Regions from separate parts of the Homo sapiens genome. Here region 1 is linked to region 2. Evidence: chromatin loops called from intact Hi-C (ENCODE). Cell type or tissue: Caco-2. All regions are shown on one strand.

The links. A loop is a pair of places that touch in the nucleus more often than their neighbours do. Peaks named below come from ENCODE experiments on the same cell type or tissue, not always from the same donor. Only the 100,000 strongest peaks of a DNase experiment are listed, where the experiment ranks them.
Region 1: it touches region 2 in a loop (3-fold over the local background); 3 of 110 quality-filtered maps call a loop at or near these places.

The regions. Positions count from the first base shown.
Region 1 is chr6:160,729,035-160,737,034 of GRCh38, forward strand. It overlaps PLG (plasminogen), which reads left to right. Exons shown (of 19, transcript NM_000301.5): 11 at 2,017-2,198; 12 at 2,711-2,859; 13 at 4,961-5,054; 14 at 7,853-7,973. Among named protein-coding and RNA genes, the nearest start is that of PLG, 31 kb to the left of the region's middle. RefSeq lists a silencer at 4,155-4,234. In Caco-2, CTCF peaks have their summits at 2,038 and 4,232; DNase peaks (open chromatin) are centred at 2,087 and 4,257.
Region 2 is chr6:161,136,301-161,144,300 of GRCh38, forward strand. AGPAT4 (1-acylglycerol-3-phosphate O-acyltransferase 4) reads right to left here. Exons shown (of 9, transcript NM_020133.3): 8 at 3,122-3,320; 9 at 1-334. The coding sequence ends at 240. LOC124901455 (a long non-coding RNA gene) reads left to right here and starts at 3,316. Exons shown (of 2, transcript XR_007059860.1): 1 at 3,316-4,166; 2 at 4,778-8,000. In Caco-2, CTCF peaks have their summits at 3,863 (motif pointing right) and 4,073; a DNase peak (open chromatin) is centred at 3,871.

The DNA of each region.
Region 1 (8,000 bases), 410 kb before region 2:
AACGTTTCTCCCACTCACTAATCAGAGGACAAACAACCTAATTAAAATGGGCAACAGAATTGAATAGGAAATTTCTCAGGGAACGATGGACAGATGGACAATAAGCACCTGAAAAAATGCTCAACATTTTAGCCATCAAAGATATAAGAATTATAACCATCACAAGATGTCACCAACACTTAATGGGCATGGGTATCATTAAGAAGACACAACAATAAGTGCTGTCACTGATGTGGAGCGAGGATGTGCAGCTCTCGCATACGCTGGTTAAAGTACAGTATGCTGGTTTTCCATAAAGTTAAATAACTATGAGTCTACCCCAAAAAACTGCAATTCTATTCCTGAATATTTACCCCATGGAAATGAAAACAGAAGTCCACAAAGAGATCTACAAGAATATTCACAGCAGCTCTAGTTATTATAACCCCAAACTGTAAACAACTACAAGGTCAATCAATGAGAAAATGAATCGATAATTTGTGATCTATTCATATAATGGAATATTATTAAGCAATTAAAATGAAGAAGTGACTGATCCTCTCAAATAGGATGGATGGAACTCAAAAATATATTAAGGAAAGGAGGCAGATACATAAGTGTACATTCTGTATGAGCCCATTTATATCAGGTTTGAGGAGAGGTAAAACTAATCTTTAGTGAAGGAAACCAATAGTATTTCCCTCTGGCAGTGGGAAGAGGGTAGCAGGAATTGAATGAGCAGTGACACAGGGTGTTTCTAGAGTAATGGAAGTGTTCTGTATCATATGGGAGTGTGGTTTACACAAGTATAGGTGATCATCAAAACTCACCAAACAACATTTAAGATCTGTGCATTTCACACTATGTAAAAGTATACCTCAACTGAAGAGAGTGGAAATCTGTTTCAAATGCTCAGCCTTTTAACACATCCAGTTGCTTAGACTATGAACTTCCTCAAATGGGGTGTCTGGGCTTGAGATTAGATCACATGTGTAGAGTCGCTAGAGAGACAATGTTGCATTCCCATGGTACATAATACATTTCCCGTTTTCTCAGACAGCCACAGGTCATGAATGTGAGGATTCTGAGAGGTTGGAGCAACATTCTTGGGAGGCATGAGGGGGAGCACATTCTCCAAGATCCCCCCCAGCCCGGGGTCCTCGCCTGCTTTGACTATTACTCCGTTGTTTTCGGACTCCTCCGTAGCTGCCCGACCTCTTCAGATCCCATAGTCTCCCTTTATATCTTGAGTCCCACTGTTCTTCCAACTCATCCCCCATTCCCTCAGACCTGGAGTGGCAGTGGCCAGCAGAGGATGGATTGAGAGCAGGAGAGGATGTCCTGCCCAGGAACCCATCCTAGAGAAATGGCATCCTGCCTGGGAGCTAGTTTCCCAGGGTGGCTTTGATACGTCTTGCAGAAACAAACCCACTTGACACACCTGATACGGTATTGACAGTAACACTATTTTTCGTGGTTGTTTTTCATAGTAAAAGTAGATCCCTTTAGTTACACTGTGAGTACTTAGAGTAAGGTGACTGGCCTGGGAATGATACCATCTTGGATGTCATTTTCTCCTTGGAGAAATGTATTTTAGTTCCAATGCACATTTCACAATACAGTCCTATAGAGAGAAATACAGAGAGCTAGACAGTTAGAGATATACTTTTATGTGCATAAAAATATAAAATATGCACTTTAAAATCTGTACCTGTTATTCCTGAGAAATGTATTTGGCAGAAGGTGGGAGGGGGATATTCTGATCCTTTTATTTACATGTTTATGTATGATCTGAGTTTTTATATGGAGCATATACTACTTTTGATTTTTTAAAGAAAAATTAAAATCTGTCTTTGAAATGTACACAGTTGTTTAGAAGTTGAGGACCATTTTTGTTTGTTACAACATTATTGTACCTATAATGGGAATATTTCAAAGCCACTTGTTAACACTTTGTTAGAACAAAATGTAGAGGGTGCTGGGTGCCCCTGAATATTCTCCCACCTCTTGTGACCTGTATTGTTTTGGAATTTCCAGTGGCCTGACAATGAACTACTGCAGGAATCCAGATGCCGATAAAGGCCCCTGGTGTTTTACCACAGACCCCAGCGTCAGGTGGGAGTACTGCAACCTGAAAAAATGCTCAGGAACAGAAGCGAGTGTTGTAGCACCTCCGCCTGTTGTCCTGCTTCCAGATGTAGAGACTCCTTCCGAAGAAGGTAAGAAATCTGTGGCTGGACATCTACACACTTGGACGCTGGGATGAAAAGCCATGGAAAATCTCACTGATGCAGAAACCTTCCATGCTACACGAGAAATCAAGTGTTTTTAGAGGGTCTGCCATGTGGAAGGAAGCCTCAGTGCACTCTCTCAAGGAGGCAGAGGTGTGACTTTTGGCACAACGTGAGTGGGCTGTGCCTTTAGGACAGGTGCAAACCCTCCAAGGTGCTCAACTTAACCACTCACCTTGTTCTAAAATGGGTTATCTCAGTATCCCAGTCCAAATTCGTATTCTATCATGCTGCCATATGTGTGATTCTTTCCAAGCCAGTAAGCATCTCCAGTAATTTCTTAAGGTAGGCAGCGTTCATTGCAGTCTTCAGCATTGCAGTTTCTGAGGAATGTGGCCCCTGATTCTGTCATCCTAGAGAAACCTGACATGACTGTATTGATTCCATATCATCCTGGGTCTCTGTGGCTCTTCATAATCATCCATTTTTTCCCTGTACAGACTGTATGTTTGGGAATGGGAAAGGATACCGAGGCAAGAGGGCGACCACTGTTACTGGGACGCCATGCCAGGACTGGGCTGCCCAGGAGCCCCATAGACACAGCATTTTCACTCCAGAGACAAATCCACGGGCGGGTCTGGAAAAAAATGTAAGCCACTTTGATTTGGACTCTTTGGCCTTTTGCTCACCAATCTTTGCAAACAGAATTGGTTCTGTGTTACAGAAAATCTGACCTGGACTGCTCTTTTTTGTAATGGGGGAGAGGGGACAGAAGAAAATATTGGAAAGGCATCAGGGGGCTAAGCTAGAATATAATTGGCCTTAGTATGGAAAGTACAAGCAGCACAGGCCAGGAAACCTCCACACATGTGAGGGTTCTCAGGCCTCTTCCCTTTAGTGACATTTCTTTAAAGTTTCCATTATTGGGGACTGTCTCTAGTTTCTAGTGTTTGTATGCTAGGTTCCAGTAATCAAAGATGCCCTTTATGAAATTTAAGTCAGATTTTTCGAGAAAAAATTTGGATGGGCCATCAGGTCACCATGGGACTTCCCTTAGCCTCATGCATTCTCTGCGATGGTTTACTTTGGGGCCTATGAATAGGGAAGACTGAGATATAGGAAAAACCAAAGTGTCTGTGTTCCCCCACTCTCACACCCATGCAGCATAACACTTCTCACACCAGATGTGGGGGGATTTCTCCTCACACCCCAAGCGAGTCTCCAGCAGATACCAGCTGGGTGTCCTACAATGTAACTCAGTGCTGACACTCTATCTGGAGACAGTGTCAGATCCCATAAGTTAAGGCTCAGTCCCACAAGACCGCCCCACTGCAGATGCCAATCCCAAGTTCCAGGCGGTGACCTGTACTTCTGCCCAACTGGACAAAAATCTGTTTTTCTACTTGATTACTTTGCTAGAGTGGCTCACAGAACTCAGGGGAACACGTTACTTTTATTTACCCATTTGTTATAAAAGATATTACAAAGGATCCTGGTGAACAGCCAGACAGAAGAGATGCACGGGGCAAGGCATGTGAGAAGGGGCTCAGAGTTTCCATGCCCTCTCCAGTGCACCAGCCCCCGGTACCCCAAGTGTTCAGCAACCCAGAAGCTCTCCAAGTGCAGTCTTGCTGGGTTTTTATGGAGGCTTCATTACAGAGGCACAGTTGAATACATCGTTGGCCATTGGAGACCAGCTCACCTTCAGCTCCTGTTCCCTCCCTGGAAGTTGGACGTGGGGGGCTGAACAGTTCCAACCCTGCAATCACATGGTTGGTTCCTTTGGCAACCAGCCCCATCCTGAGACTATCCAAGAACCCACCAAGAGTTGCTTCATTCAAACAAAAGATGCTCCCTTCACTCAGGAACCCCCAAGGGATTTAGGAGCTCCGTGTCAGGAACTGGGGGGCAGAGACCAAATATACGTTTCTTATTCTACCACAGTGTCATATGAAGGGGAGGACAACACTGCCTTTCTGTGTCTTGCCCCATAGAGGGCGCACAATGCATGGAAATAAATGTTTCTGAATCAACAGCAAACAGGCTTCATCGGGTAGGAGAGCGCTGAGCCCTCCAGGGACAATGCACATCAATGATGTCCCACTGTCCTTTGGTGCTGGGGCTCTAAGGCCTCCACTGGGTCAGGCTCCTGAAGGGAGACCCATTCTCCAAAGACCCCCGAGGGTCACCACTCCCTGTCCAGGGGTGTGGCCTCATAGCTCCTTTTGAACAGGGGCACAGGAAGGACGGCTTTAGAGCATTCAAAAAATAACTTTGCCAAAATAATAATAATAATAATAGAAAGGAAGAAGAGGCTGAGCATGGTGGCTCACACCTGTAATCCCTACACTTTGGGAGGCTGAGACAAGCAGATCACCTGAGGTCAGGAGTTCGAGACTAGCCTGGCCAAAATGGTGAAACCTCATCTCTACTGAAAATAGAAAAAAAAATTAGCCAGGTGTGGTGGCGTGCACCTGCAGTTGCAGCTACTCAGGAGGCTGAAGCAGGAGAATCGCTTGAACCCAGGAGATGGAGGTTGCAGTGAGCTGAGATCATGCCACTGCACTCCAGCCTGGGCGACAAGAGCAAAACTCCACCTCAGAAAAAAAAAAAAAAAAAAAAAAGAAGGAAGGAAAAAGAAACACTCCTTTATGTCTTCTAAGGATAGACATGAAATGCGTGAGCCTTGGAACACCTTCTCCCTCTCCTGCCCCACGTGAGCTGGAGCTTACATGCCTTCTTGTTTTCAGTACTGCCGTAACCCTGATGGTGATGTAGGTGGTCCCTGGTGCTACACGACAAATCCAAGAAAACTTTACGACTACTGTGATGTCCCTCAGTGTGGTAGGTTGCCTTCTTTTTGGTAAGGAAACTGCTTACTTAATATGGATTTGCAACAAAAAAGGAAAAGGGCTTCTGAGCAGACTGCTTCTGGGGAGGAGATAGCTGCCCTCTCCATCAGACCCCACTCTTCATCATGGGCATCTTGAATCTGCCCTACTATTGGCCACATTTGTTAGAGGAACACCTGCCCATCGCCCCAGGCACACATAAATAAAATAAATGTAAAATTCCCAAAGAGCAAGCTTAGAGGTAATCTAGTCAGCCCCAGGATGGTCCCACTGAATGCTGCCATGTCTAGCGTGGGATGCATGAAAAATTTAGAGTCATTCGGATGAAAAACTTTCCCTTTCCACAGCTGAGAAGTAAGAAAGAAAATACAAACAGCAGGAAACAGGTAAGCATGTAACGCACATTGTAAACCTCAGATGGCCATCCTAGGAATTCAATGAAAGGTAGTGCAGCTCTTTAGCCCCAGATGGCCTTTCTTATAAGTTTACTACTCACAAGTCACATTAGTGACATAGCTTAGAGACTGCTTGTTGGGTTCCATCCTCATTGCTCTGAGACTCTTGTTGGGAGTATGAGGCTTGGATCAGGGGAAGGGGAGTTGACATTAGTTCTTAAAGAATTGGAATAACAAATCCATGGGTATTTCTGAAAAAAAAAAAAAAAAAAAGAAAGGAAGCTACTTGGAATTGTCCCATATTTAACATTCTGCTGACCAATCAATTTGTCCTAGTTACAGAAAACCACCCTGGACTTCTCCTATGCATAATTTGGTTGCTTGTGGTTGGGTCTGCCATGTGGAGGGACCTTGAGCTGGGGGAAGGAGCTTGGCCTCCAAGTCCACTGAAGACCAGCATCCTGAGATTGCCTGGGAAGGTGGTACAGGGCAGTGATGAAGATCATGGGAGCCACACTGCCCAGCTTCGCATTTGGGCTTCTCCTAGGGACACCAAGAGGGAGGAAGGAGGGGTTAGGATGGTATGAAAGATTCTACTTGGCCAATATTATTGTAATGCGGCATTGTGATCTCTGGATTTAGCATGAGTTGATAGCTGACTTTTTCTGCAGAAGCATCTTGGTGGCACCTCTAACTCAAAGTCCCTCGATGGAGTCAGTTCCAGTTCTCCACTTCTGGCCCCATCTGGTACACACCACTGCCTCTCACTGCCCGGGCTCTCTATCCTTGACAGGCTGCCTTGAAGTTGAGCCCAGACTGATTTTCTTGCCTCAGACCCCACTACCGTGCCTGGGACTCATGCACCTTTGACTCCCATGGAAGGGAAGTGCAGTAGTTTCCCAGGTGCAATTCTGGTGTCCTCACCCACATTGAGGATGTACAAGAATCAGGTTCTTAGAGATTGGAGAAAGAAGGAAGAATGGGAACAAGATTTTTCCCAAAGGACTGTGAGGTCCCCCACCTAACCTTGATGTGAGACAAGTGAGGTTAACCCCAAGCCTGGTGAGAAGCGTTCCCATCAGACACTTGGAAATCCTGAGGACTGTTTCATGCAGAAGGATATGGTTTATTCAGGTTTGACTCGTGCTTGAGAAAGCTAGAGCCTCTGGTGGTGAATGATTTTAATAACTATTTCCTTTCCACCAACATATACAGTACAAATAATAATAAGCAAAAATAAATAGAAACATTCAGTTTTGTTTTGAATAGTAGGAGCAGGGTACCATCATTTCTGTAGTTACTCTTTTAGTACAACGATGCATGTCTACTGTATGTAAGGCATACTAGCAGAAATTGAGCTCAGCACTAGAGAAGATGATTGCATTCTATGCCTTGCTTCTTTTTTTAAAAAAAGGCTTCCATAGATAGATTCTCAGAACAGCCCATGGCAAATGTAAAGTTATTTGGAAAACCCAGGTTCCAGATTCACTAGAGCATAGAATCTCTGGTTGGTTGGGAAGGAATTTCCTCTTACAGTTGTTACTAATAATTGTATGAACAATTATTTAAAATATTAACATTTACATTTGTGAAGACCTTGAAGGGCTGGAGACAACAGAGAAGCATTTTTGAATACCCTCTGCAGCCCCTGCACTGTTGTAGGCATTGGTGGATGGTACCAAAGATGGGACACTGTCCCTACCTCCAGAGACCCTGTGGGCTGGCTACAGAGAGAAGGCAGGGAGGAGGAAAAGAAGAATAAAGTCATATGTTTAAGTCACCCCCACGGCCGTTGGTTAGTCATGGGAGGCTCCCCAGAGGAGCTGTCCTGAAGCTGGCTGACAGAAGGCAACATTTCAACTTAGGACAGTAATCCTTGCTACATACAATCACATACACACACACACACACGTGCACACACAGAGACTCACATGGAAAAATAAACCTTTGTGCCTTTCAGCAGTGATGACAATTATGGTTTTCAGTAAACTTTACATGGTTTAGATGGTGATGGTGATGATGATGATTATGGGAAGGATGGCATCATGTTCTAAACATACTGCATGGAGTCAGAATAACAATGACAAATAACCATTTGTCCCAATCAAGGTTTTCTCAGAAAATATCTCATTCTGATGCTAAACTATACCAGTCTGTTTGATCACTTCTCCAACAAAATAATTACAAAGTGCTTATATTTTCTTGAAAAGAGAGGGTCCTGTGTTGTCTACTACCACTTTTGAAACTTAGAGAAAATGTTCCAAAAGATGATGATTTTACTATTTAGTTCGGCCTTTAAGATGTCAAAAACTCAGTGCTTGGAATTTGTCTCGAATTACACCACAAAATTGCTACCTTGTCTCAAATGGGATTTCTTTCCCACCTTGTGCCACAGCGGCCCCTTCATTTGATTGTGGGAAGCCTCAAGTGGAGCCGAAGAAATGTCCTGGAAGGGTTGTAGGGGGGTGTGTGGCCCACCCACATTCCTGGCCCTGGCAAGTCAGTCTTAGAACAAGGTAAGAACAGGCCCAGAAACGATTTAT
Region 2 (8,000 bases):
TCACACACACTCGCACAAAAAGAAAACCAAAGCCCACTAAAGCACATGGGGAAAAAAAGATTACAAAACATCTTCCTCCCCATCCGGCCTTGAGACCAGACTCCCTGGCTGGAGAGGTCGTGACTTCCGCCGTGCCCAGCAGGGGCTCACCCAGCCTTTGTCACCGTGTCCCACTAAGGAGGATATGCAGAGGCCACCAGTTCCCCAAGGTTCCCTTCGGATGGTGACACCTCCCTGAGTCAGTCATTCAGTTTCTGCTTGCTGTCAGAGTTGCCGTAGGCAGAGCCCTTGTCAATTTCCGTCACACCAATCATCCATCGAACTCCCACGGAGGCTGCAGAGACAAGGAGAGCAGAGTTAGGAGTAGCCCAAACAGACTACAGGGCCGTTTTCCCACAGAGCAAGTGAGAAGGCCCGTGGCCGCAAATCACAAGCGCCAGCTCAGAGCTGGCTGGCGGGTTTGAGGTGCCATCATCCTGCCGGCTTTACAATCATCCTTGAGTGTGGACATCCATGTGACATTAAGACAAAGCAAGGCTGCTCTGGTGGGGGTTTTCCTCCTTGGACCCTGAAGGTGAATGATTTGGCAAGCCATGCACAGCCGTTCGCAGGGACTCAGAGAAATCCCTGGCTTCCTCTGCTGACCCCCAGGTAAAGAGGATTCTTTTGTGAATAAGGGACAGGAAGTTAACAGGGCATGTTCAGCGAAGTTTTATAAAGAACAGACCAGGAGCCTGGAAGACGCAAGAGCTCGAGTATCGAGTGCCCAACACGTTTCAGCACTGCTTTTGGTGCAAGCGTTAGAGCAGTGAGAAAATCCCCGCCCTCTCCTCTGACGGCAGGATTTGCCTACACCAGAGAATGGGCAGGACCCTCGTGGGAGCCCAGTTTAATATAGGAAGCTGGAAAGCAGGGCCTAATGCTCAGAAGTTGCAATTTCAACTACACCCTCTGGAGCGGGCAGATGTGGTGAGGTCCTTGGGTGCAGGGCCCAAGACTTAATCATTTGATGTGCTCAGCACTGGGCATGGGGCTTGGAAAACAGTCCATTTATAATACATGCTTAAGAATGGATAGACGAATAAGTGAATGAAATCCCCCAAATCATGATGCACAGGATTATCTAGCATTAGCATCGCGGTCGATAAACTAACTGGGACATGGATGCAAGAGCCTGGGATGGGCGAATCCAGCCCAGCCAGCAGGAGGCACGCATCTCCCATGGGTCATTTACAAACTGGAGGGCTCCTGCATGGAGCGTAACAGTAACAGTGAGAGTGGAGTTATTGTAGAGCAGAAAGAAGTGAGTAAAACGTGGACCGTGTGGCCTTGGAAGAGGAGTAAAGAACACAAACACAAAGTCCTTCAGGGAAGAATGCAGTCAGGCGCAGGCTCAGAGTAATGGGGCACGGCAGTCAGCTCCTCAGATGCTCCTGGAGACGCCGTGTCCACACTGCACCCCTCAGATGCTCCTGAAGACTCCCTGTGTCCACACTGCACCCCTCAGATGCTCCTGAAGACTCCCTGTGTCCACACTGCACCCCTCAGATGCTCCTGAAGACTCCCTGTGTCCATACTGCACCCCTCAGATGCTCCTGGAGACGCCCTGTGTCCACACTGCACCCTGGGCAGTGCTCAGGCTTCTTTTTTTGGTACTCGCTACACAGCTGGGTGGCCCTGTCTGCAGCCTTCATCCTGAAGGGGCCCCTCTCCAAGACGGCGTGGGTGTGTGTGTGCCTTGCTGTTGCCTGCTATTGAAGCAGAAGGGTTGAGCTTGCCCCCGCCCTACCAGGGGCCCTGGCACCTGCAGCTGCCCCGGACCCTTGGCCAGCCTCAGCATGGCGGGGCATGGGGGTGCCCCTGGACCTGCCTTAAGGAGATGAGGTGCTTTCTTCTCCAACCTCTTATTTTTTTCCCTTACACGGTGTGGGTGTTGTTTTAATATTTTAATTTTTAACACTAAAATACATCTTAATCTTTCAAAAGACTGTATAGTAGGGTCTATTTGAGGAACAGGAGCCAGCTTGTCTACTGCACCCATATGCTGCAGCATTGGTTGGCTCAGTCAGAATGAATGAGCTAGGTTTATGTGCTGTGACCTGTTTTGGTGGTTATGATTCATTAGGTGAAAAGGCGAGCTGAAGAAACTCCACTGATACGGGTTTATAGATGCACATATGCTTGAGACTGGAACCACCACGTGCATCAAATTGTCATTAACGATTATCTGGGAAGTGGGCTCAATGGGAATGGTCTCCTGACACACTTTCCATTTTCTGCGCTTGTCTATTGCTTGGGCCTTTTATAGTGAGCATACTGCATCTTTGTGTTTGACAGAAAATAACTGAGTCCTGTCCATTTGGAAGAAGCACGTGATCTCTGTGTGCTTGGACAATGTGCCGTCTCTCCCGGGCTCTCCAAAGCCTCAGAGGACGCCAGGCTTGGGGAGACAGGGCCTTTCACAGGGAAACCCCAAAGTCTTCCTTGGCTCCAGGAAGCACGGACCTGCTGTTCACAGGGCAGGAAGCAGGCACGACAGGCTGCCCCGCCAGAGGCAAGGAGCAGGGTGCACAGGGGCTTGCCACCAAGAAGCAGCAGTAGCCCGAGAATACCGGTCACCTGGAGCCAGCGCAGACCCATGAAAAGCTCTGTCGCCGAGTGTCTCCACTCAGTGTCATCCACCTGCAGCAAAGGAGAAGCCACAGGCGCCCCCAGAGGAAGGCAGGGAGCTGCCCATCCGTCCCCGCCAGGCTCCAGCACAGGGCTTTCTTCAGAAGCAGGAAATGATGCCAATGAGCAGAGCTGTCTGCGGAGGACAGGGAGGGAGCACTCCCAGCTGTCGGGGAGTGAAGTGGCAGCTGCATCACCACCCAACAGGGAACGTGTGGAATCCAGCCCCAGGTGGGAGGCTGGACCGTCCAGGCTGCGGAGGGGGTCCCAGGCCTGGTATTCGAGGGCCTCGCACTCATCCTGAAGTCTAATCTTTCCCTGTGATTGCAAGCTGAGCCTGCTCCTCATCCACGGCACAACTGCCTATACAGATGGCCTTCGTCCCAGCCCTGATGCCACCTCTCCCAGGGTGGTGCTGTCAGCACCCACCAGCCCCTTGCCCTCCACTCACCCACAAAGAAGACGAGGATGAAGCTGGCCAGCGTCAGGGAAGACCCGCTCCTGATCATGCTGACCAGGAACTGGAAGAAAGGGTAGAGCACCAGCGAGGCCCAAAACAGCCAGTTCACGAGGGTCCAGGGCCGCCGGGGGGGCACCATGGGCGTCTCTGGGAAGGTGCCCGTCCTGTAGTACTCCTCCTGAAAGGCATCCTGGGGGACAGGAAAGAGGACCCTCAGACGCCACACGGGGCTCGGTGGCAGGTCCCTCCCGAGGCCCTGCTTCCAAGGGAATCGCAGAGATACACAGGTGCCACCGGGGCTCGGCAGAACTGGGGTCTGCAGCTCCTTCCAGAAAGCACTTTGTAGGCAGCTGCTGTCTTCTCAAAGCTGCATCTGGCCGCCCCTCCCACAGGGACACTGGGAGTGGTGGGGCCGCTGCAGCTGTCACTGAGTGCAGGGCGTGGAGCATGAACCCTGGCGCCAGGCCAGCCTGGGCTAGGATCCACCCTCTGTGGGCAGGCACCTGCATCCCTGAGCCCAGGCCCCAGTCTGTCTAATGGGGCAGCAGTGCCTTCCACGATAGGTCGGCGGGAGAATGGAGTGGATGCTGCGCCGAAGCTGCCCGCAGGGGACACTCGGTGGAGACCTGGCCCGCAGTCAGGAGGAGCTCGCCCAGCCCGGCCCGGCACATGCCCCGCCTTCCCGGCCTCCACAGCCAGTTCACCTCGGGCAGCCCACCCGCACCTACCACCCTGTTTGCCACTGGAGGGCTCTGAGGGCCGTGATTCAAGGCATCATGAATGACAAAGGGCTGGAGGGCTGCTGGGTGTGGCTCTCAGAGGTGACAGCACACTCAGGACTGGGTGTCCAGGGTGACTCTTCTAAGTGATTGTTAGACCGTGTGAAAGGTAAACAAACAGGCTCATGTCCTTCCACTAAGCAGATCCTTAGTGGGAACCATGTACTCATCCACATCCACCCACAGGGTGTGTGTGTCACCGAGCAGCTTGCAGGGCAGTTACTCCAGAGCCTCATGGCGCTCCTTGCAGTCCCTGGGTGAGAACAGGGGACTCACGGCCCCACATAAATGCACTGCGAAAGAACGCGGTGGCTCTTCCCTGGGTGTCTCATGTCACGGAGCTCCCGCTCAGGGACTGGGGCTCAGCCGCAAGGAGCTGCTGAACACAAGGGAGGGACCCAGGAACCCAGGTCAGCAGGCGTGCTCAAGCGGCTGGGAGCTGAGCTGAGCCAGGACCTGGGGGGAACAAGGAGCTGTGGCACCAGGATGCCCGCTGGCCCGTCTAAGGGCAGGTCCTGGCCGTGAGGAGGGGCCAGGGCAGAAGCTGCCTGCAGGGAGCAGAGCTGAACCAGGCAGCCACAGGGAATTGCCCAGGTTGTATGGTGGGCAGCTGCCTCAGCTATTGTAAAAGCTGCACGTGGCCGATAGCATGCACGCCACACAAAAATGGGTGTGGGTCACAGTGAGGCCCAGTTTGTGTCCCATGAACTAGCCTAGTAATGTCCCAGTTCTCTAAGGAGTCGAGTTTTCTGGAAAATGAGCTTCCTTATAATTGAAACTTATACTACTTAAATGCTGAATATTTTCCTTTAACAACTTGAGATAGAAAAGTCTAAAGTATCTCATACTTTTCTTCTTTTTCATTCAGGGTGTACTGAATCATAGGCTTTCTTGGCCTCTCAGAGGCACTTTTAATAATAGTCCACACACTAGGCCATTTTGGAAGGAGAACCCCCAACCCCTTCCCTGGGCAGTTCAGGTGCCTCTGCTCTGTCCTCGGCCCCCTGCAGCCCATTAACAAGCCTGGTCCGAAGCGTCACTTGTCGCGTGACTCTGCTGTTGGACATCAGCCAAGAGAAGCCATGGGGGCTCTCAGGGGAAGTCACATCATCAAGCAACTGAAGAACAATCAACGTGTGTGCCAAGCACTCCTACCCTCAAGCAGTGAGAGCGATCAGATGGTGGAGGAGACAAGGAGGTGAGCACCATGACGGTCAGCAGCACAGGCAATGCCCAGAGAGGTGGCACCCAACTCTGCCAGGGAAGCAGCGGCATTCGCCTGCCCACCAGAACGGGGTGATTTTCTTATCCCAGGTTGGGGCCACAGGGCACCTGATAACTAGACAAGGGGGGTGATATTTTTGTGCCTTGTTTTTTTTTAAAAAAAAAACAGCTTTCTTAAGATGTCACTTACATGCCATAGAACTCACCCATTTTAAAAAATGGGCAAATGTGGCTTTTGAATTTATTTTCCTTAACAGTCTTTATAGTGCTTTTTTACAGTAATATCACAAAGGGGAACTCACCATGGTGCCTTTTCTGTCTTGTTTCCAGAAAGACATTTGCTAGGCCAAGATTGTTTTATTTGCACCTCTAGCAAGAAGAAAAAAGCACTCCCTTTTCTAGGAGCTTCCCAACTCAGAACTTCCCATTCACTTTATTTTATTTTTTGAGACAGAGTCTCACTCTGTCGCACAGGCTGGAGTGCAATGGCACGATCTCCTCTCACTGCAACCTCCGCCTCCCGGGTTCAAGCAATTTTCCCACCTCAGCCTCCTGAGTACCTGGGATTACAGGCACCTGCCATCATGCCCAGCTAATTTTTGTAGAGATAGGGTTTTACCATGTTGGCCAGGCTGGTATTGAACTCCTGACCTCAGGTGATCCTCCTGCCTCAGCCTCCCAAAGTGTTGGGATTACAGGCGTGAGCCATTGCGCCCAGCCCCATTCACTTTAAAGTTTTCTTTGTCTGTGGTTTAAAACACTAAATCTCATCCCCTCCCCTCACTTATGGCCCATGACATTGCCACAGGACCTCCCACTGACTATCGGGGAGAGAACAGCACCGCCAGCTCTGGCCAGACTCCAGGCTCTGGCAGCAGAATGTCCGTGGCCCATCTTGGTTGTGGACCCGTTTTGTAATAAAATTTGCCCCGCAGGGAAAGGACTCGTGTTTTTTGTTTTTGTGTGTTACCGTGTGGCATAGTATAAAGTTGGAACTGGGAAATGTAGTTATTGAATGAAGGAGAGTTGGTTTGTTTCCAGAAAGAAGCATCAACCTACAAGCCAAGAGGAGAACGAGATCCTATTGAGAGGCGGCAGATCCCCGGACGAACGCCCCCTGCAGCCCGCAACAAAGGCACTAGGGAGGAAGCGTGCGAAGGAGACGTCCACACAGCACGTCCGCTCAGCTTTCCCAGGGCCCAGGAGAAGAAAGAAGGGAGAAAAGAACGGGAGGAAGAACAGGAAAGAACGAAGAATAGAAGAGAAAGTTGAGGAACAGAGAGGAAGAAGCGGCTCCTCTTAGTCAGCAAGTCTGGGCGGGGAGAGGCTCTGTGAGAAGCGCTCGCAAGCCTTGGTCTCAGCCCGCAGACACCACCCGAGTGCACGGCCAGGACTTGCAAAGGACTTACCATGGGAGCCAAGCCTTGAGGCTCCCTGCTGCCCTTCTAAGGAGCAATGCCCTTATGGTTTAAGTGAAAAAACAATTGCCAGTCCCCAAAATGGTTCTTGTCCTTGAAGGCCAGAGCAGGAGAGCACAGTGTTTCCCACGGGCCACCATGCCTGCACCCTGAACTCTGCACCCCACCCAGAGCTGCTCCCGACCTTGGCCTCCACAGGACGGCTCTGAATGTAGCTGTCCTTCACTTATTTCTCTTTAGAGACAGGGTCTTGCTCTGCTGCCCAGGCTGGAGTGCAGTGGTGCAATCATAGCTCACAGTAACCTTCAACTTCTAGGCTCAAGCAATCCTCCCACTTCAGCTTCCCCAGTAGCTGGGACTACAGGTGTGTACCGCTAGGTGCAGCTAGTTTGTAAAATTTTTTTGTAGAGACGGGTTCCCATTATGTTGCCCAGACTGGTCTCAAACCCCTGGCCTCAAGTGATCCTCCAGCCTCAGCCTCCCAAAGTGCTTACTCCCAAAGGGATTACTGGCATGAGCCACTGTGCCCAGCCTCACCTATTTCTTAATTTGCACTATTAATGGCCAAGTTATAGTCCCTTCTGCAAATGTCAAATTACAACCTGAAGAAGTACTTTAAGTTAGAAATGAAAAGTTAGAATCTGTTCACCCCATACAATTAAGAAACCGTGATGGCTATCGTGACCTCCCTGGAAAAAAGGGGGTTCTGAGGTTGTAGGTTCAGCCTCAGAGCGAGTTTACCTGGGAACTGCTTTTGTCCACAGAAGATCACACAAGGGCATGAATGGTTTCTCAAAGCCTTCCAACAACACGAGTCCCAAATGCTGACGAGCAAGAAATACTGTGCATTTTTCATAAAGCTAAACTAGGTCCACTCAAAGGATGGCCCTGTTTTCAGAGATGGTGCCTTTCCCATATTAAAGAGTATAACTGTGTCAGTGGTAGATGGCGAGTTTCTCTTTATTTATGTCCATGCTTGGAAAGACCAGAATGTTGGCACACCTCTGTTGGCTGCCTGCCATTCCCCTCCCATTTTGCAGAAACTTTACTTGTCCATGAAATTGAAAAGTCAGAGAACTACTGCCCTAAAATCCCAAGGTCAAAATCAACAGAACTGTCTTTTGACATACACCACACTTCTGACTGCAAGGTTGATCATTAAAATGAAATCCCACTTTGACAAACTGGGTCGGGCACCCAGATTTGGGGCACGTAAAGCTTTAGATCTAGGCTCCTAGCAAAATAGGCTGATACAGAAAGGAATTGTCCCTTGATGTCTATTCACCACTCTGCTTGGAGAAACCATGCACCACTTCCACTTGCTGCTCAGCGATCTTCTCGGAAGGGCAAAGGGCCAGCCTCCCAGGCCTGCTCACAGACACATACTGCTTAGAGAACTCGGTGTCGCCCCAGCCCTGCACGGAGAGAGAAAGGGCCTGGACTCCAGCA